5 separate regions of the Mus musculus genome follow, and regions 2, 3, 4 and 5 are each linked to region 1. A link is a loop called in an ENCODE intact Hi-C map of the cell type or tissue named here. Cell type or tissue: heart. All regions are shown on one strand.

Region 1 (4,000 bases):
AAGCTCTGGTACATTTAGGGCCCTTGTGTGTCCGGCCCCAGGTGTCTTCAGGCAGCCCAGTGAATTCCAAGGCCAGCTCTGAAGTTCCTCATATTGTTATTCAGGCACAGACTCAATTGTCCTCCGGAGGGCCCAGGGCCTCCCTGGCCAGCATATCTAAAGTAGCCACACCCTGCTGAAGGCCTTGCAAATTACTCCCTATGACCTCCATATGTTCCCAATTCCCTCGAAACCTTGAGAGCCTTAGTAGAGGCTGGACCCAGAGCACCTTTGTTTTTAAGACAGAGTTTCTCTGGATAACCCTGGCTGTCCTGGAACTTGTTCTGTGGAACAGGCTGGCCTTAAAGTAAAGAGATCTGCCTGCCTCTGCCTCTGCTGGAATTAAAGACATGTGCCCCAAGCCTGATCCAAAGGTGGTTTTTAAAATGTACTTTTTAAAATCAGTAAACCAATTCACTTATTAATCTACTTAAATTTTTTTTGCATTTATTTAGTGTGTGTGTTCGCATATGCTACAGCATACAAGTAGAGGTCAGAGGACAATAATCGGGAGGAATGTCTCTCCTTCTTCCATGTGGGTCTAGGGAACTGAACTTATGTCCTTAGGTTTAGCAGAAAGCTCCTTAACCCACTGAGCCCACCAGTCCCTCCTCCTTTCTTTCATTTTTTCCCTTTTCCTCTCTCTCTCTCCTCTCTCTCCCCCTCTCTGTCCTGGGACCATGTAGACCACCCACACTGGCATGGAACTCATGAGTTCCATCTGCCTCTGCCTCCCAAGTGCTGGGATTAAAGGTGTACACCATCTTGCCTGGTATTTTTCTTCCCTTCCTTCCCTCATTTCTGTCTCCTAGGCTGGCTCCAGTGGTCCTCCCTCTGCACATAGTTGGTTTAATCACTGAATTTTAAGCCTTTCTTATCTTACTATCATTATACCCATTGCCCTTCTTGTGTCCTCTTTTGGGGATGTGGAGGACCAGAACATAGAGCCTTGCACATCTGAGCCAAGTGTTCTATTACTGAGCTATATGTCCAGCCCCATCCTTTATCCATTGTCTTTGGCAACAGGGCTATACCTTGTAGCACAGGCTAGCCTTATAGCATAGGCTAGCCTTCGATCTGAGAGCCTCTTGCTCCAGCTTCACCAAGTATTAGGTATAATTTTAGCCATTTTACTTGTGCATTTTGTTATGCTAGGCAAGCTAAACTGAGTCATGTCCCCAGCCCCTCTAAAGGATCTTGGCTTATTTATTTGCTAACATGTAGGTTATTTTGTTCCCTCAACTTGAAAAGAGAATGTAGGGTTTTTTTTTAAGATTTATTAATTATTATTATAATATGTAGCTGTCTTCAGATGCTGCCAGAAGAGGACACCTGTAGGTTTTAAGAGAGTATCCCATTCTGGGACAGAGCCCCATACTCTTTCAGTGAGATAGGACTAAGTCTGGTTAGACCACTTGGCCTTTTTGGTAGCCAAGACAGGCAGGCACCAGGACCCATACTTTCATGATTCAATCAACACCTATTCTGAAGCAGGACACTCTTTTCCACGGATATTTGCAGAGCACCTGTGTGCCAGGCAGTAAGGGGAAGCTGCATTCTTCTTTCTGCCTAAGTGAACTCTGTGGGAATGCAATCCATTTTTTGTACCCGGGCTGAGATCACATGCCCCTATGCAGGGCCTCAGTTTTTCCCTTTTTTTTTTTTTTTTTTTTTGGTGGGGGGTGTTCGAGACAGGGTTTCTCTGCGTAGCCCTGGCTGCCCTGGAACTCACTTGGTAGATTAGGCTGGCCTCGAACTCAGAAATCCGCCTGCCTCTGCCTCCCGAGTGCTGGGATTAAAGGCGTGCGCCACCACGCCCGGCTTAGTTTTTCCATTTTTAAACAAAGGTTGCAAAGTGGGCTGGGTACATCCCAGCGGCAGCATTCCGTAAGCCCCTTTCCTGGTACCTAGAGGCGGAGACGGGGAGGGGTGGAATACAGGTGTGCCTCCAAAGCGGCTAATAGGAAACCTCTTATGCTTTTTCTGCTTCTTTTTTCCCCTCCTCCTCCTTCTGCGTCCCTCCCTCGTCCCCCACCCCTTTCTCTCTCTTATTCTATCTCTAATTGATCCCGATCTTCCTGCCTCCGGCTGCCAAGATCTGAGATTACAGGTGTGAGCCACTACTCTTTCTTCTTTCCTTCCCCCACTCCGCCCTGCCCCGCTCCCATGCCCCTTTTCACAGGTTGTCAGGCCTCGCTTGAACTTTGACTATTCTCTTGTCTCACCTCCCGAGGGCGCCGGGGATTCCAAGCCTGGGAGCCACCATGCCCAACTTTCTGAACCTCTGTCTCGTGCTCCCCAAAGTGGGCATCTTAAATGTCCCTAACCCACAGGATGGCAGAGACCAGCCCTGGTCGCGTGCCCTGGAGAGGCCGATGAACATGTGGGGAAAGTGGAGGCGCGGGGCGGGGGCGGAACTCAGGAGCTCCGGACTCTGTGCCCATCCGGACCTCTGCTGAGGTTGCGCGGGCGGAAACTAGGCAGTCGGGGCTCGGCGCCTGCCCGGCCCTGGGCGGCGGCGGTGGCGGCGGCGCGGGTGTAGGAGCAGCGCCTGCAGGGACAGGCCTTGGTGAGTTCTCCGTGGTCGTGGGACATCTTCCCCGTCAGCCGCTCCGGGTGGCATTGGAGCTTTGGGGAAGGGACGGCCTGGAGAGAGACTGTACTCTGACGCAGGGAGGGGCGGGCGGGGTGGGAGGTGGCTGCCCCGGAGCGGATGGACATTCTTAGAATTTGAAAAGCAGGACGCTAGGAGGCCAGGAGGAATTAAAAGGAAACTGACCCGCCCGCCCACGGGTGCCGCGGAGGGAACAGATCCTGCCCTCGGGCTGCTTACGCTCAGGTGTGGCCCCATTTAGCGAATTTGCATAGGAGGTGGGAGGACTGCGGACTGTTACTTTACAATGCGAATGGAGAAATTGGCCCTATCTGCTAGCCTGGAAGCCCAGCAAGTTTCGCATCCTGGTAACTCAAGGTAGACCTAATGGTCTCCAAACTGACCCATTCCTCTTTAACTTTCTTCTTGTTGTCTGGGTTTTGTTTTGTTTTGTTTTCCCCTGAGATTATCAGGCAGAACAGTAGCCCCAGGCTGGCCTTGAACTGGCCCTGGGTAACTTTGAACTTTACATCCCGCCTTCACCTTCCAAGGGCCGAGATTAGAGGCCTGTACGAACTGCTACCAGCAGTTTATGTTAAACTGGTGAAGGATGTCCATTTCCTACTTTCGGTACAAGCACTCTACCGATTGAGCTACATCTCCAGCCTCTCCCACCCCTATAAACCCCACACCTCTCCCTATGTAGTTCAGGCTGCTGTAGAACTCTCTCTGTAGCTAAGACTGAAAGGAAAAGTACCTGCCCAGAACCTCCAGGACAAGTGCTCAGCACAAAGGAGATTCATTTGCCCCAGAAGGACAGAGAACAGGGAATTAGAGACAAAGACAGGAAATAGAGAATGAGGGAGATGGGGAAGGGAACAAGGGAGAAGGAGGAGGAGTATCCCAGAGGAACAAAGGACTGCCAATGGATAAAGAGGAGACAGACTTGACCCATAGAAAAATGGCAATTTATAAAGACACAAGGAGAAACCCTGTGTTAGGGTGAGGTGTTTAATTTTAAATAAGTGTGTTAATTAGGTGGGCCAAAGGGGGCTTTTGGTTGCTGGACTTCAATACTGTGATAATTCTACCTTGGTATTCAGCCTCAGGAGGAAGTATCCAAATAAGGGAGTAGACCTTGGTGGCTAGCTTTAGGAATGTAATCAAACACTTTTTCTCAAGGCGGAGGGAATAGGGCGCAAGGCCTGCCAGAGCCACTTTCACCACACCAGAACTGGCTAGCTTCCCTTCAAAGTCTGGCCTGCAGTCTCCATTTCCCCATGCCTCACTCCACTCTCCCTGAGGCACCAACGGTTGCCCTGTGACCAAAAGTATCCTTACCTGCTTCAGGCTAACAGACTGCTTAGC
Region 2 (4,000 bases), 130 kb after region 1:
GATCGTGTCAGCCGTGCACTACTGTCATCAGAAGAACATTGTACACAGGGATCTAAAGGTAAGCCCCTCCCACTGCGAGAGCCCAGCTGCCAGCCATGCCTCACACTCCCCACTCCTCCCTTTGACCTTCCCCAGCTGCAGTGCCCCGGGTTCTTTCCCACGCATCTGTGACGTGATGGAGGTGGGGGTACAGCCACGGGAACTTGTGTCCTGGGACGGCCTCAGGATGGCCATGGGGATGAGATAGGCTATCTGTATTCGACCTTCAGGGTCGCTGTGTCTCTGACGTGTGGACCTTCTAGAATCCCTGAGAACTTGGCTTTCAGGCCCAAGTTATTCCAGAGTCTTGGGAGCTCAGAGTCCTAGGATGGCACCGAGTCATAGGACAGGCAACAAGGATGGGAAAGAGACCCCTAAGGCCCAACCCAGGTGCCTGCTGCAGCCAGGCTCCGCAGCATCCAGAGGGCTCCACGCAGGCTGGTCTGGGTCACCCTTCCAGAGCACCTCCTGTGTGCTGGGGCACACTAGGGGCTTTATTTTATTTTATATTAATTTACTTATTTATTTTGATTTTTTTTCTGTTTCTCTGTGTAACCCTGGCTGTTCTGGAACTCACTCTATAGACCAGGTCACCCTCGAACTCACAGAGATCAACCTGCCTCTGCCTACTGAGGGCTGGGATTAAAGGTGTGTGCCACCACTGCCTGCCTCCTTTTTTTTTTTTTTTTTTTTTTATTTTACTCTATTTTATTGGCAGTGAGGGCTTTAAAGCAGACTGTGCCTGAGGACAGAGTTTTTCATTGTTTTTCATAGCCCTGGGGGATGGTCCTGAGGTGGCTTTAGTGGATAAAGACACCTGCTCTACACTTCCATCAGCCTGTGTTCAATCCCTGAGGACCCACATGATGGAAGGAGAGAGCTGGCTGTACACAGTCCGCCTGTCCTCTTTCCCAGGAAGATACATGTAATGAGAACAACAACCCCTGGGGCAAGCCCAGTGTGGCGAGGGTCCGCAATCTCAGTTCTTGGGTGATTCAGGCTTGGGGATCAGTTCAAGGCCAAGGGCTACGCATGTAGTGTGTAATCCAGTGCTCATTTGATGTGTGCAAGGCCCTGGGTTCAAGTCTCAACCACAGGAGACTAAGGCCAGCCTCAGCTAGATGTGACCCTGCCTCAAAGTTGCAACAACAAAAGCAAGCATAGCCTGGGGACTGGGGAGAGTTGGATGTGCATGTCTCACCTGCAATCCCAGTCCTCGGGAAGATGAGGCAGGAGAATTACCATGAGTTTGAAGCAAGCCTGGGCTTTATAGTAGCTTTTCAAATAGCAAGCCTTATGTCAGGGACAGGGATACAAACTTGTGATCGCAGCACTCAGGAGGTAATTTCCATGAGTTGGAGGATAACCTGGGCTATGTAATGAGGTCAAAGAAGCCCAGATGGAATGGCTGTAGAAGCTTATGGATACTTGCTCTATGAGGCAGGCACTTTACCATCATTTTTGGCTAGGTTGATGGGGAGAATTAACCTGGAGGTTGTGCGCCACCTAGTGGAGGAGACTGGAATTGACCAAAGTGGTTTCCCAGGTCCAGATGGAGACCATCAGAACTAAGGCTGGACTGTGGAGCCTCAGATAAAATGTCACCAGACTTCAGATGTAGGTCACCCTGAGGAATACTAGCCTAGGATGCAAAAAGCGGGCTGTATTACCAATCCCATGTAAACATGGTGTGATGGTGCAGGCCTGTAATTCCAGCGCTGACAGGCAGAGGCAAGACTCTGGCTTCATCCCCTGGCTTCTCTTTCCCTCTCAGGCTGAAAACCTGTTGCTGGATGCCGAGGCCAACATCAAAATCGCCGACTTCGGCTTCAGCAATGAGTTCACGCTGGGCTCCAAGCTGGACACCTTCTGTGGGAGCCCCCCATACGCCGCCCCAGAGCTGTTCCAGGGCAAGAAGTATGATGGGCCAGAGGTGGACATCTGGAGCCTGGGTGTCATCCTGTACACGCTGGTCAGCGGCTCCCTGCCCTTCGATGGGCACAACCTCAAGGTGCCAGGGATGGGGTGGGCAGGATCAGATGGGACTGAGGTCACGTGGTCAGATGAGGAACAGGGGTGGCTCAGGTGCCCACTGCCCCGGTATGGCTGGCACTGTTGGGGCCCAAGCTGTGAGCTGAACAGCTGGTGGATTTTGGCTCTAATATTGACCTGCTCTGGGGGAAAAAAAAATCATTAGAAATTTCTGGGTCATGCCCCATTTAAGGCTTTTCAAATCCAATGCATGTAAGAGAGACAGAAACATGGCAGGAGGGGTGGGCGAGCCCCACAAGCAGTGACAGAAGGCAGAGTTTCATTTCTGTGCAGTGCCCAGATTAGGGAAATCCACAGAAAGTGGGGGCAGACTAGTGCTTGCTTAACCTTAGGATGGGGGAGGGGGAGCTGGGGTCAGATAAAGGGCTCAGGGATTTTGCTGATGGGGATGGAACTAAAGCCAAGTAAGTACTCTACCACTGAGCCACGCCCCCAGCCCCTCTCTGGGGGATTCTAGGCAGGGGCTCTACCACTGGGCTACGTCCCCAGCTCCTCTCTGGGGGATTCTAGGCAGGGGCTCTACCACTGGGCTACGTCCCCAGCCCCTCACTGGGGGATTCTAGGCAGGGGCTCTACCACTGGGCTACGTCCCCAGCTCCTCTCTGGGGGATTCTAGGCAGGGGCTCTACCACTGGGCTATGCCCCCAGCCCCTCACTGGGGGATTCTAGGCAGGGGCTCTACCACTGAGCCACGCCCCCAGCCCCTCTCTGGGGGATTCTAGGCAGGGGCTCTACCACTGAGCCACACTCCCCCAACTTTCTTAAGTATTCTTTTAAAATGATAAAAAATATATTCTGAAACTAGTAGTGGAAATAATTGTATACGCACCAGAATCACTCAAACTTTTCAGAATTGTGTATTTAATATTTTTTCTTTTGTTCCTTCACTGTATTGAATGGGACCAGCCTGTCATTTTTGCACGGGAAGGGGTTGAGGTAGGGAGATAGCAAATTCAAGGCCAGTGTGGGCATCTTAGTGACACCCAGTCCCCAAAGGAAAGTCCAAGGGAGCTGGGACTGTAGCTCAGTGGGCAGGAAGCTCTGGGTTTAGCCGTTGCACTACCAAACAAAGAAAAAGCCCACAGAAAGACTGCATCCGCATTTGGTGGATTATCTATGGTAGATCCAGGCAGAAAACAAAGGGAGTGAGCAAAATAGAACATCATTATCAGTCGAGGCCTGGGGCTCGGTGCTCAGAGGAACACAGACCCAGATAACTGGGAGTTACTGGGAAGTGTGGGGTGTGTGTCTTTAACTTGATTGGAAGGTGGGTTTCATTTTTCTTTTGATGTTCTTGCTTTGAAACATTGCCAGTACATGGACAAGTTGCAGGGATAGAATAGAGACACCCAGTACTTCTCAGGAGGCCATGCTGGCTGACATCCAGCCCAGAGCTGGCTCTGTATGCACGTAGTCCTGTCTTTATTGATGGACCACCGGACAGTTCAGTGTAGACACTGTGTCCCTTGGTCCCTAAGGACTACGGTGGTTATCTCCTGAGACTAGAAACATTTTCCTGTGGCCGGTCACACACAGGAAATGCAACGTTGAAACAGTGCTGGCCTCCACCCTAGGCCAGTTAGACATTATTTATCTCAGGAATATTGACTCATGCCCCCCAGCCCCTCACTGGGGGATTTTAGGCAGGGGCTCTACCACTGAGCCACGCCCCCAGCCCCTCACTGGGGGACTCAGTGATTTGACTTGTGGCTGGCTTCAGGTCACTTATTTTTCAGAGTGTCCCCCAAAGGGTAGATACTGGAGGAATTCCTTAGCTGCTCCTTGTGCCAGGAAGTATTGGCTACCACAAGAGAGCACGTAACGAGGCAGGAAATACCTTTTTCTTTTTGTACCAGGATGAAGGGTACCCTTTGACCTTGTGTCAACCCGTCCTTTAATTAAAGACCCT
Region 3 (4,000 bases), 63 kb after region 1:
GAATCAGTCGCTTTGTGCTGGTGTTATCTAGTGTTCTGAGTGCTTGGGTTGAGATACACCCTGATACTTCCCACATGTAGCGAGTCCATCAGCAAGATGGGGTGGGACTAAATGTCTGTGTCTTAGTTTCTTTTTTTTTTTTTTTTTTTCTTTTTTTTTTAAAGATTTATTTATTTATTATATGTAAGTACACTGTAGCTGTCTTCAGACACTCCAGAAGAGGGCGTCAGATCTTGTTACAGATGGTTGTGAGCCACCATGTGGTTGCTGGGATTTGAACTCTGGACCTTCGGAAGAGCAGTCGGGTGCTCTTACCCACTGAGCCATCTCACCAGCCCCGTGTCTTAGTTTCTTTGTGTGCAAAAGGAAGGCAGCCCTGTCCCTTGGGATCCTCAGGGGAAGTCAAGCCATAAATCACTTTGTCTTATTGTGATACTCTGTACAGCATCTGTGTCCATCAGAGCAGGTGACAACCCCTGGCCAACGTGACACCATTAGCTGGAGAAAGAACCCCATTAAGGAGGTGGCTGTGTTCCAAGGATCTAGAACCTAGAATTGCCTGGCGTTGGGCGAGCCTGGGGTACCTGGGGGCCACTGCTTCCCTCAGAGTTCACACCAGCTCTATCACAAAGCTCTATCGCCTGTGTCCATGTTCCCTACTGTGACAAACAAGGAAAGTCCAACTCTCCGTGGCTCAAGCTGTTTCAATGTTCCCCAGAAGTTCTACTGCAAGAGGGTAGATGTCTGCCCAGCTCTTGTGCTGACTAAGGCTTATTATAAATATAAAAGTGTCTTCTATCTGGAACCCCCAATTAATATTAAATATTTAACACAACAGTGACAGAGACACAGAAGGTGCCAGCCAAGAGAGCAGAGGGGCCTGAAGGGTCGTCAGAAGCTCAAGTCTCCTTCCACAGACTCAACACTCCCTGGGGTGGACATCCTGGACTGTGACCTGGATACAGCGGCCTCACTTTCCCACACGGGCACTACCTCCTCACAGTGATGGTGACAGAGACACAGCTGAGGTCAGTGCTGGCCTCCCTCTGCCTGTCCCTGGGCAAGGATCAATTAAGTATCTGCTGACCTGAAAGGACTGGAGTGGCAGGGTCAGGGGTGAGAGGACAATAGAATGCAGGGGGGGGGAAGGCAGGGACGGTGGGCAGAGGAAGAAGCCCCTACCCCAGACATCTTACTGACATGGGGACAGCAGAGCCTCCAAAGGTTCTTGGATATTTTGAGTCTCTTATATTCCTGGAGGAGACAAAGCAGGGACCCTACTGACCCCTAAGAGCAGAGTGGCCAGTCACTCTGTTTCTAGGGCTGACCGGTAGGATCATGATCACGTGATCATGGGTGGGAAAACCAGGCAATATATAAAGAGAGCATGCTGGGAGAAATGTGATCTGTGCTGGGACATGTGACATACAATAAAAAGCAAAGATCAGGGCCAGGCAGTGTTGGCGCACGCCTTTAATCCTAGCACTCAGGAGGCAGAGGCAGGCGGATTTCTGAGTTCTAGGCCAGCCTGGTCTACAGAGTGAGTTCCAGGACAGCCAGGGCTACACAAGAGAAGCCCTGTCTCGAAAAGAAAAAAAAAAAAAAAAAGCAACGATCAGTTGGGTCAGGCAGGCCTCTACCCAGGGACGAATTCTGGAGGCGAGGGGCTGAGTATATTTTTTTGATTCTCCCCGGGGCCTGTGAAGATTCCAAAACCCCAGTCCTGAAAATCCAAGACAAGTCATTTGCCTCAGGTGTTGTTCTAAAGACCTGAGCACTTGACCTCTACAGGTAAAATTGCAAAAGTCCTTTTATGAAATGAAGTGTTTACATAATAGCCCACACACATTCTCCCACAGATCTTGCTTTATTTTGTTGTGTTAAGGATAAAACCTAGCTCATCCCTGTGCCATTCTAAGCAGGTGCTATTTTGCTGAGCCACACCCACAACTCCTCACTGAAGGATTCTAGGCAGGGGCTCTACCACTGAACTACAACCCCAGCCCCTCACTGGGGGATTCTAGGCAGGAGCTGCACTGCTGAGCCAAACCCTAGCTTTCTTATAGACTATAAATCCTTTCTAGATGATTATAATGCTAATACAATGTAATTACTATATAGTTATACCATACTGTTTAGAAAAAAATTTTAAAGTTTGTAAATAATCACTAGAGACGTATTAATTAACTAAATTAACTAAAACGACATCTCTGCATCCAATTCCAGCCCTTGGGAAGTGCAGGCAGCAGGATCGCATGTGTGAGAGTGGAACAGTATATAAGTGAGATGAGATATCCTTTGTTGTTTTTTTTTTTTTTTTTTTTTAAGACACGGTTTCTCTGTATAGCCCTGGCTGTCCTGGAATTCACTCTATAGACTAGGCTGGCCTCAAACTCAAAAATCCGCCTGCCTCTGCCTCCCAAGTGCTGGGATTAAAGGCGTGCGCCACCACTGATGCAGCACTCTGGGATGCAGAGGCTGACTGTACCACACTGGAGGCGCAATGTGCAAACCAGACACGGGAGGGCCCATAATCCTAGTACTTTTCAGGCAGAGGCAGGAGGATCACCAGAAGCCAGCTTGGGTCATACAGTGAAAACCTGCTTCAAGAGTCGGGTTGGCGTAGGGATACTCAGGGAAGAAAAGAGAGAGCAGAGCAGTCTCTGCAGCAGGTCTTGAACTCCCACACAGTCATGGAAGTTCAAACTGCCATGTAGCCTATAAAATCAGGGAGGCAGCCGGGCGTGGTGGCACACGCCTTTAATCCCAGCACTTGGGAGGCAGAGGCAGGTGAATTTCTGAGTTGAGGCTAGCCTGGTCTACAGAGTGAGTTCCAGGACAGCCAGGGCTACACAGAGAAACCCTGTTTCGAACCCCCCCACCCCCACCCTCCCAAAAAATCAGGGAGGCTCCTGAGACCTGATGATCGGGCCACACTCCCACTAACTCTATTACCTCAGCTGTAGGGCCCCCAGTACGGACACAGTCGGTGGCAGCAGTTAGGAGCTACGAGGAGAGCCCTGGGCAAGCTCATATCTGTGCAGGCTCACAGAAAGCTATTTTAATCTCTTTATTAGAGTCAAGGTGACACAGAGCAGAGAGGAAGCAGGCTCCCTCCTTCCCAGAGCATGTGCCTCTGCACAAAGCAGCTTCTTCATGACCTCCCTAGGATGAGAAGGAAGACAATGGGAGGTGGATGGGAGTATGACACACAGGAAGGCACAAAGGAACACATAAGTGGTGGTAACTATTATTGATTACAATATTTCAGTGATCCCAGCGCCACCTTCCACATTACCGGGTGGGGTCTTTACTCATTACAGGGGCAAATCCATACTAAAAAACTCACTGTGTGCTGGGGTGTAGCGCGATCAGCACGCACTTTATCCAGCACACAGGCAGAGGGGACAGATGAGACCGGGTATGGTTGAGGGTGCATTTTCTAAGGAGGAAACGGAAGGATAGGAAGATTAAAGATGTTGAGTTGCATACTAAGTGGGTGGTGAGGCGAGCCCTCATCTGAGCCCAATAACAGCCAATTACCCTAATTATCAACGGCGCCCCAGGACGAGGCCTAGAACTGAGCGCCTTGACCCAAGTCATCTCGCTCCGCCTCAGCAATGACCTGCCATAAGGCTCGATCACACCCCACTTCTCCACCCCGAGGCCACGGCGTGCCGCTCACCCCCGAGCCTGGGTCCGGGTCCGGGGCCCACAGCTCCGCCACCATCTCGGTGTGCAGAAACTCGAATAGCACCGCGTCCGCCATACGCCGCCTCGCGACCCTCACGCCTGGCCAACGCTTCCGGCTCCCATTGGTCAGCTCGGGAGGTAGGCCCGATCTGATTGGTGATCCTATTTAGCTCCGCCTGCTTCTTGAAAGCCAGGAGGCGGGTCCACCGAGCCCCTTCCTTGGCCGCGCTGTTAACATCTTCCGCCCTTTCTTCGCTTCCCTCCCTGCTCCCGAGTCTTCGGACATCCAATTGGCTGAGTCTCTGAT
Region 4 (4,000 bases), 110 kb after region 1:
TGCTGTCCAGTCCCCAGACTACTTGGGCCAGGACTGCTGAGAGCTTGGATCTAGGGGGGGGGGGGTTGGAGGAGGACAATTTCCTGTCAGGAAGCCCCTCCCTCTCTGGGGCCAGGGGCTGGAAGGCCCCATTATCTGTCTGCCCTTCTAGGCCAGGCTGTGGTTGGGCCCTGCTGTGACAAGGGCCACAGACCCCTCTCCCCGCCCTTACCCCCCCTCCCAGCTTTGCCGGAATCCGCCCGCCCTCCTGCCTGCTTTTCACGCCTCCCAAGGTAACAACATCATCCTGTGTGCCCAGGGGAGACACCCTGAGCTGGACAGGGGCCCACAGCTGAGCTCTGGAGTAATGGAGGTGTGGATAGGGTCTCAAGGGAGCATGTGTTCCTCTTGTATCCTCTGCTGGGGGACAGGATTCAAAGGAAACTCCACTGGTCCCAGAGGCTGGATTGAGGACCCAGTGGGGTAGCCCTGTCATGGCTTTTAAAATGTAGCTCTCGGCCAGTGGGGCGGTGGTGGCTCATGCCTTTAATCCCAGCACTGGGGAAGCTGAGGTAGGTGGCATCTCTGAGGCCAGCCTGGTCTACAGAATGAATTCCAGAACAGCCAGTGACTCATAGCAAGATTCTATCACTCCTCTGCCTCTGTCCCCCACTGTGGGCCAGTCTCCCAGGGACCTAGCTGTATTGTATCATAACCACAGAGCACCTTCCATCAGATGATAGACTCAACTGCACGTGCATGCTCTCCTTTTTTCTCCTTTTGAGACGGGGCCTCATTATGTAGCCCAGGCTGGCCTAGAACTCACAAAGATCCTGCCTCCCAAGTGCTGGGATTGAAGGCTTAGGCCACCTTGCCTGACTCTTCTTTGCATGTATGTGTTGGGGGTGCCGGGGAATTGAACTCAGGGCCCTGTGCACGATGGTCATGTGCTCTGCCATGATACTACTTCCCAGTCAATCCTTTACAGATTCCCCAACCCGCCCACTCCAATGAAGGTGCAGCAGATCTGACTTTTTTTTAAGTGTATTATTTATTTATTTATGTTTGTGAGTGACTACAAGTATTGCGTGCATGCAGTGCCCAAGCCCACTAGAAGGAGACAGATCCCCTGGAACTGGAGTTGGGTGGTTGTCCACTGCCCCGTGGTTGCTGAGAATTGAACCCTGGTCCACTGCAGAAGCAGCCAGTGCTCCTAACCACTGCTCAGTTCCGTTCTCCAGCTTCACATTCATACTTTTATGCCTTTCGGTTTAATGGATCTTTATGCACTCCCAGGGTTGCAGCAGAAAGTGCTAACATCCGATTCCAGAACATCTCGGTCTCCTTGAAGCGAACTCATGGGCTACAGCAGTGTCCCCCCACCCCCACCCCCCCACCCCCCCCCACCCCCCCGCTTCTCCTTTCCAAAGTCCCAGGAAGCCAGGAATCCAGGGTTCTTGGTTTCTCCACTAAGTCTCCCGCTTTTGAACATTTCGTAGGAACTATATTGCTCGGTGTGACCTTTTGTTTCTGGTTCCTTTTACGAAATGTAACATTTTCAAGCTCCATACACTTTGTAAGCCTCAGTCTCCACCCCTTGGAAATGAAGTTTCATTGGAAAGGGGAACAGAAAGACCCTGAGTAAGTAGAAAGGCAACCATCTGCCCCCTGGTGGTGTATGTGAGTACTGCAGCTGTCAGAGCGGGACCATTCCACTTCAGGGACCCTTTCTTACCCTACAAAGCTCCTAGAAACACACTCAGAGCTCTTCCCTTAATATTTTCTAGATCCCACGTTAATTTGTTTATTTTTTTAAGCAGGGTCTCACTATACAGCCAAGGCTACTCTAATAAAACTGTTGACCAGGCTGGCCTCAAACTTAGAGGTCTGCTTACCTCTGCCTCCCAAATGCTGGGATGCCAGACATGTTATCAGCCTGGTTTGAAGCATTTTATCTACACATGCACTGTGGTTTAAAGTTACACCTTGACTGTACTATTACTGAGAAAAAAGAAATCACTGCAGTTAAGAGATGAGGGTTCGCCGGGCGTGGTGGCGCATGCCTTTAATCCCAGCACTCGGGAGGCAGAGGCAGGCAGATTTCTGAGTTCGAGGCCAGTCTGGTCTACAGACTGAGTTCCAGGACAGCCATGGCTACACAGAGAAACTCTGTCTCCAAAAAAAAAAAAAAAAAAAAAAAAAAGGAAAGAGAGAGAGAGAGGAGAGGAGAGGGGGGGTTTCAAATTCCTTAGCACTTGTGAGTCTGAGACAGGCGGATTGAAAGTTGGAGGTGAGACCACACCAAGGATCTCACATAAACAAGTTCAGTATTTGGGGAGCTGAGACAAGAGGTTGGCCTGAAGTCCAAGGTCAGTCTGGGTTACAGAATGACACCCTGTCTCAAAAAACACTTACTTGGCAGGGGAGTTAGAGTGATCAAAAAGGTGGATTTCTCAGGGCCAGGGTTCTCTGGATTGTTGAGCCCTCAGTTTCCCCACTGTGGAAGTGACTGCATAATCTGTGGTAGAGGAGTCTGTGTTCTCCAGTTAAAACAAAAGAAAAACAAACAATTCCCAGAACCAGAGACAACTGGGTGTGGTGCTCACACCTGCAGTCTCAGCCCTCCCTGAGGTGGAGGCAGGAGGATCAAGGCCAACCTCAATAGGAGAGCTTCCAGGAGGCCTGGGTTACATGATAACCAGTCTCAAATCAATTAATGCATAGGGTTGGCTGCGGAGGTGGGGTGAAGGCTCTTGCCTTTGAGGCTGGTGACCCAAGTTTGATCCTGGGGACCCACAGAGAGAGGAGACAGTTGACTTCCAAAACCTGTTCCCTCACCATCACACACATGCCCTGCTCCCCAAAATTAATAAATTGTTCAAGTATAATAAATAATCTGAGCTCTGCCACACTTACTCTCACTTTGGGCCTTTTCTTTACTTTTATAGCTTTTATGTTTACTTATGTTTTTGGGTGTTCTGCCTCGTGTGTGTGTGTGTGTGTGTGTGTGTGTGTGTGTGTGTGTACATGCACATAGTCACTGGGGAAGCCAGAAGAGGGTGTCAGGTCCCATAGACCTGCAGTTACAGATGGTTGTGAGCCACCATGTATGTGTGTGTGGGGGGTGGGGAGGGCTGGGAACTGAACCCAGGTCCTCTGGAAGAGTAGCCAGTGTTCCTAACTGCTGAGCCATTTCTCCAGCACCCACCCCCTCCCCCTGCCAATTTTTAATACAATTTGCTTAATTACATGTTTGCATAATTTAACTTTTAAAAATGTTCGTGCTTAATAGCTAGTCCTATGATCAGCTTGCTTGAGCTAGCTAGCACATGTCTGTTAACCTCTGTCTCTTTTGGCTTTCATTCTGTCTGGCAGGGTCTCATGTAGACCAGGCTAGTCTTGGACTCACTATGTACTTAAGGATGATCTAGAACTTCAGTCCTTCCAGGACCACTATGCCTGCAACGTCTAATTTTCACAAAGGGAAACTGAGGCTCAGGGAGAATTTCTAAGACAGCAAGACAATGGGCTCTGGACCAGGGTGATGCACTCCCTACACACACACACACACACAAGGCACTGTGTGTTCTCAGCACAGCCCTCTCCCCTCCCCCTCCAGTCTGTTTGCCCCTGCAAGTCAACACCTGTCTGGGCTTCCAGCTAGCCAGAGAGGCAACTGAGGCTCTCTCTCCTTCATTGTACAGACTGAGAAAGTGAGACCAGCCGGGGCTGCGGGTTATCTACCCTTACCCCACCAGGGGCTGAAGTTCAGGATGTCCTTGAACCCAGGGACTGGCTTCAATTTTGGCTTTTGTTTTCTGAGACAGGGTCTTGTTGTGTATGGTCTTGAACTCACAGCAATCCATTATCTCAACCTCCTGAGGGTCCGAATGACAGGTACACAGTTCTCTCTCTCTGTCTCTCTCTGTCTCTCTCTCTCTCTCTCTCTCTCTCTCTCTCTCTCTCTCTCTCTCTCTCTCTCTCTCTCTCTCTCTCTCTCTCTCTCCTTTCTTGCTGCTTC
Region 5 (4,000 bases), 170 kb after region 1:
CAACAGTAAAGCTCAGAAAGGCTAAGCTACCAGACCAAGGGCAAACAGCTAGGAGAGGCAGAGCTGCCAGCCAGAAGGGGTGCAGGGCAGCTCAGAGGGTGGCTTCCAGGCAAAGCTGAACTTTGTCCCCAGTTCCTTTCCAGGTCATCATGTGCTATCTGTGTCCACCATACCTCTGTGTCACTCCCCACTGTCCTCTCCTGGGGGCTGAAGGCTAGGGAGGGTGGAACTAGGCTCACTCAGGAGCCCAGAGTCTTGAGAAGGTTGGGGGTCAAGGCCTCAAGGCTCTGCCAAGTAGAACTCTGGGATGCAAATGGCCTCTTTTGTATTATTCAGAGTATCACTATGTAGCCCAGGCTGTCCCAGGCCTCACACCTGAGCCCTTCCTGCCTTGGTTTATGGAGCAATGCCACACCATAGGCAGGATCCTCCATGCAGTATTTTGCTTATTGGCTGTTTTGAGGGCTTCCTATCAGGTAGCCCAGGCTATCTTGGAGCTCCTAGACAATCGTCCTAGCTCAGCCTCCCAGGTGCTGGGATTACAGGCATTTGCAACGTTCTTATCTGAGGTCTCCACAAATAACTTCATCTCTCAGAGCATCATTCCTCATCTTCACATGGGCCTGGTGTAGGAGTCTATGGGTATGACTGTATGGCTTAAGGGTTCTTCCATTCCTAGGCTGTGTGACCTCAAAGAAACCACTAACCTCTCTGGGCTCCATAGTCCCCATCCATACAATGGAGCTAATTAATGCACATGGTGGGAGCATGAATGGAAGTCATTTGCATGGAGGATTTGGTTCAGGCCCTGTTACCCTGTTACTGGGCACCCCGAAACCCAGCCCTGCTTTGGGGTGTACAGTGTGCTGGAACAACGGCTGCCTTCCTAGAGGTTTGCTCCTAATCTGTTTCTCCTGTCACATGAGGAAGAAGACGGCAGGTTAAGTATGAACCTATGGGGCCAAAGAGATGGGGGTTGGGGACTCTCCAGCGTATCTGGTTCTCACCGGCGCCTGCGGAGCCATTCTCCTTCTGCAGGACACAGGCCACAGCGGAGGAAGTGCTTAGTAAGGCCACTCCTTCCACCAGATGGCCGCAGGACTTGAACTCAAGTTTTCAGGCTTGGCAGCGAGAGCCTTTAGATGCTGAGCCGTCTCACCCACCCAAAAACCTTTGGAGGAACTGCGGACAACGATCTCCGGAAGTAGGTTCCCTGAATCTGGTTCTGTACAGAAGGAACCGGAGGACAGCACACAGCCAGCAAATGACAGAGCTGGGATCTGCACCTGACCAGCCCCTGTCTGCTTCATGATGAACGTGCAGCAGATCTGTTGTTAGTGTCCTAAGACCAGAGCGGTGGCACAGAACTTAGCTGCCCTCTCCATTCCTCTTTATTCTAGAAATAACTAGAACCGTTACAACACGATTTATGTCTAGGCTTCAACTCATACTCAGGTTCCAGGACGCTGCCATGCACTCACAGTTCAATTTGGCGGGCACCTGTCTCTAGTGTGGCGACCTGGAGTGTGCAGGGATGACGACACCCGAGGCCACGAGGCTGCGAGCCTGGGGCTGGGAAGGGGGGCGGGGGTGGTGTCACAGAAGTGGCCACTGAGAGCTTCCTGGAGGAGGACATCTAGGCTCTGGAGGGCGAGCACACCGAGGCGGCTCCGTGGACCCGCAGTGCCATCTGGTGGCGGTTTCGTGCACTGCAGGGACCTTTCATAACTTCTAGAATTTGCTTCGTTCATCCTGTAAATACTTTTTGCGCATCTGCATCATGCCACTCTACAGTCTTGACCTTGAAGACGACCAGAGAGACACAGGGCACGCGTTGTAGAATATTAAAGACCCAGGAGCCTACATTAAGAGATTCTTAGATACTGCAGCATGGGAGCTATTCAGGAGGCTGAGGCAGGACTGTAAGTTTGAGCCCAGCTGAGCTTTATAGGGAGACTCTATCCCCCCTCAATAAAATAAAGGTAACTAGGGTACAGTGGCTGTATTTTCAGAATTAAGTGAGACCCTGCCTCAGAAAAGGAGGGCAGAGAGAATTAATAAAATCAACACACACACACACATCTATATCTATATCTATAAATATATATATGGCAGGGAGAGCTAAATAGTAGATGCTTTTTCCTTGTATTCACAGGGCTCTGGGTACCACTCCCAGCAGTGCACACACTACTGTTAGCTCATGTTAATCAATTCAGGTCTTCCAGAAGACCCAAGTTCAATTCCCAGCACCCACATGGTGGCTCACAATTGTCTGTAACTCCAGTTCCAGAGGATCTGATGCCCTCACCCAGATCTACAGGCAGAACACCAATGCACAGTAATATAAATCTTTAAAATAAAGAAAACCCCTCTTACTTATGTGTCCGTATGTATACACAAATGCACGTGTGTGGGTGCCCACGTTCCATCCATGCATGTGAATCCATCCAGGCTCTCCTTGACCAACTCCGGAATAATTCCCAGGAGTCAGTTTTCATGGTTCTTGGAGATGAAACTCAGGCTGTCAAGCTTGGCAGCTAGCGCCCTTACCATCTTCTCAGCCAGGAATAGTTGTGCAAGGTCTTCAGGTTGTAATTATTAAAACAATATTTTTTGGAGATTTTTATCTTTATTTTATGTGTGTCTGTGGAGGCCCTGGAAGAAAGTGCTGGATCTCCCTGGAACTGGAATTACAGATGATTTTGAGCCGACATGTGGGTTCTGGAAATCGAACCTGGGTCCTCTGCAAAAGCAGCCAGCACTCTTACCTGATGAGCCATCTGTTTATTCCATATTTGTGTATGTATGACTGGACACATGTAGAAGTCAGAAAACAACATGTGGGAGTCCGTCTCTGTCCACCCTGAAGGTCTCAGGGATCGAACTCAGCTCCTCAGGATTGGCAGCATGCACCCTTACTGTCTGAGCCTTCTCGAAGGCCCCCAGATAAAGTTTTCAGAAGTTCTCGGAACGCAGGTTTCACCGAATGCTGCGGCAGAGGGCGTGGCCTGGGCGCCTGCGGGGGCGTGCGTTGCCTCCATCGGCCCCGCCCCGCCTCTAGACCACAGGTTTCTCAATGTGTGCTGGCGGAGGGCGCGGCCTGCGCACCTGCGGGGGCGTGGCTTTGCCCTGCCCCACCTCCCTCAGGAGCCTCCGGGAAGGCGGCGGCCGCGCAGCGGGAGCAGCCCGGTCTCCGCGCAGCGAGGCGGCTCGGGCGGGCGGCCGTCAGGTGGGCACGGGGGACGGCGGCGGCTGCTTCGGGATTCCCGAGGGGGCCGCAGGGATGGAGGGAGGGAGCCAGGGACCTGGTGGCCGGGATGAGCCTCGGGGTCCCCGCGGAGCCCCGCCCGGCCCCTAGCGGAGTAGAAAAACAGCTGCGGGCGGGGCGGGGCCTTGTGACGCGAAGTCCGGTGCAGGGTCTCCGCGGCCGCGGGGAGGGGCTGGCCGGCTGTCGGAGGGTCCCCCGCTGCAGCCTGAGGGTGCAAGACATGCATGGTAAGGGAGCCTGCGCGAGGTGTGCAAAGAGAGGGAGAGTAAGGCAGGGCGCACTGTGGAAACTGAGGCGGGAGGAGCGGAGTTGGAGGCGAGCGAGCCTGGGCTTCGTACTCAAGGGAGAGAGACAGAAGGAGGGCGGATGTGGGTACAGATGCCAAAGGGAGGGAGAAAAAGAAAAGGAACGTGGGCCAGCAAGGAGAGTAAAGGTGTTGATGCCAAACTGTCTATTTCTCAAGTTTGATCCACAGGATCCGAAAGGTGGGAGGAGAGAAAGGACTCCTCCCTTAAGTTGCAAGTTGTTCTCTTGGCAATCCATGTGCCTCTGCACACACAATAAGTACATAAAGGGAAAAAAGTTGACTAGGGACCAGGCATCATGATGCACACCTATAATCCCAGCACTCGGGAGGCAGAGACAGGCGGATCTCTGAAGACAGCCAGGGCTACACAGAGAAATTCTGTGTCAATGTATACATATTCATACATATGTATATATATTAGAGAA

What was found. Peaks named below come from ENCODE experiments on the same cell type or tissue, not always from the same donor. Only the 100,000 strongest peaks of a DNase experiment are listed, where the experiment ranks them.
Region 2: a loop joins it to region 1, with 1.9 times the contacts of the local background. A loop is called at or near these places in 8 of 42 quality-filtered maps.
Region 3: a loop joins it to region 1, with 3 times the contacts of the local background. A loop is called at or near these places in 20 of 42 quality-filtered maps.
Region 4: it touches region 1 in a loop (2.3-fold over the local background); 9 of 42 quality-filtered maps call a loop at or near these places.
Region 5: a loop joins it to region 1, with 1.9 times the contacts of the local background. A loop is called at or near these places in 8 of 42 quality-filtered maps.

Annotation. Positions count from the first base shown.
Region 1 is chr7:19,571,917-19,575,916 of GRCm38, reverse strand. Gemin7 (gem nuclear organelle associated protein 7) reads left to right here and starts at 2,574. Exons shown (of 2, transcript NM_027189.2): 1 at 2,574-2,608. In heart, CTCF peaks have their summits at 2,282 (motif pointing right) and 2,820; DNase peaks (open chromatin) are centred at 1,936 and 2,606; H3K4me3 peaks cover 2,203 bases; H3K27ac peaks cover 1,943 bases; H3K27me3 peaks cover 982 bases.
Region 2 is chr7:19,441,167-19,445,166 of GRCm38, reverse strand. It overlaps Mark4 (MAP/microtubule affinity regulating kinase 4), which reads left to right. Exons shown (of 17, transcript NM_172279.2): 7 at 2-58; 8 at 1,814-2,050. Among named protein-coding and RNA genes, the nearest start is that of Mark4, 16 kb to the left of the region's middle. In heart, no CTCF peak of the experiment used is centred here; a DNase peak (open chromatin) is centred at 1,556.
Region 3 is chr7:19,508,518-19,512,517 of GRCm38, reverse strand. It overlaps Trappc6a (trafficking protein particle complex 6A), which reads right to left and starts at 3,848. Exons shown (of 6, transcript NM_025960.4): 1 at 3,686-3,848. The coding sequence starts at 3,769. In heart, a CTCF peak has its summit at 3,747; a DNase peak (open chromatin) is centred at 3,857; H3K4me3 peaks cover 1,489 bases; H3K27ac peaks cover 1,532 bases.
Region 4 is chr7:19,459,322-19,463,321 of GRCm38, reverse strand. It overlaps Exoc3l2 (exocyst complex component 3-like 2), which reads right to left and starts at 35. Exons shown (of 12, transcript NM_001370800.1): 1 at 1-35. It also overlaps a transcript of Mark4 not described here and the pseudogene Gm23099. In heart, a CTCF peak has its summit at 1,658 (motif pointing left); DNase peaks (open chromatin) are centred at 120, 1,621 and 3,651; H3K4me3 peaks cover 701 bases; H3K27ac peaks cover 962 bases.
Region 5 is chr7:19,403,250-19,407,249 of GRCm38, reverse strand. It overlaps Klc3 (kinesin light chain 3), which reads left to right and starts at 3,146. Exons shown (of 13, transcript NM_001286039.1): 1 at 3,146-3,229. It overlaps Gm38954 (a long non-coding RNA gene), which reads right to left and starts at 1,561. Exons shown (of 3, transcript XR_881873.2): 1 at 1,482-1,561. In heart, a CTCF peak has its summit at 1,697 (motif pointing left); DNase peaks (open chromatin) are centred at 1,599 and 3,169; H3K4me3 peaks cover 1,632 bases; H3K27ac peaks cover 1,314 bases; H3K27me3 peaks cover 2,889 bases.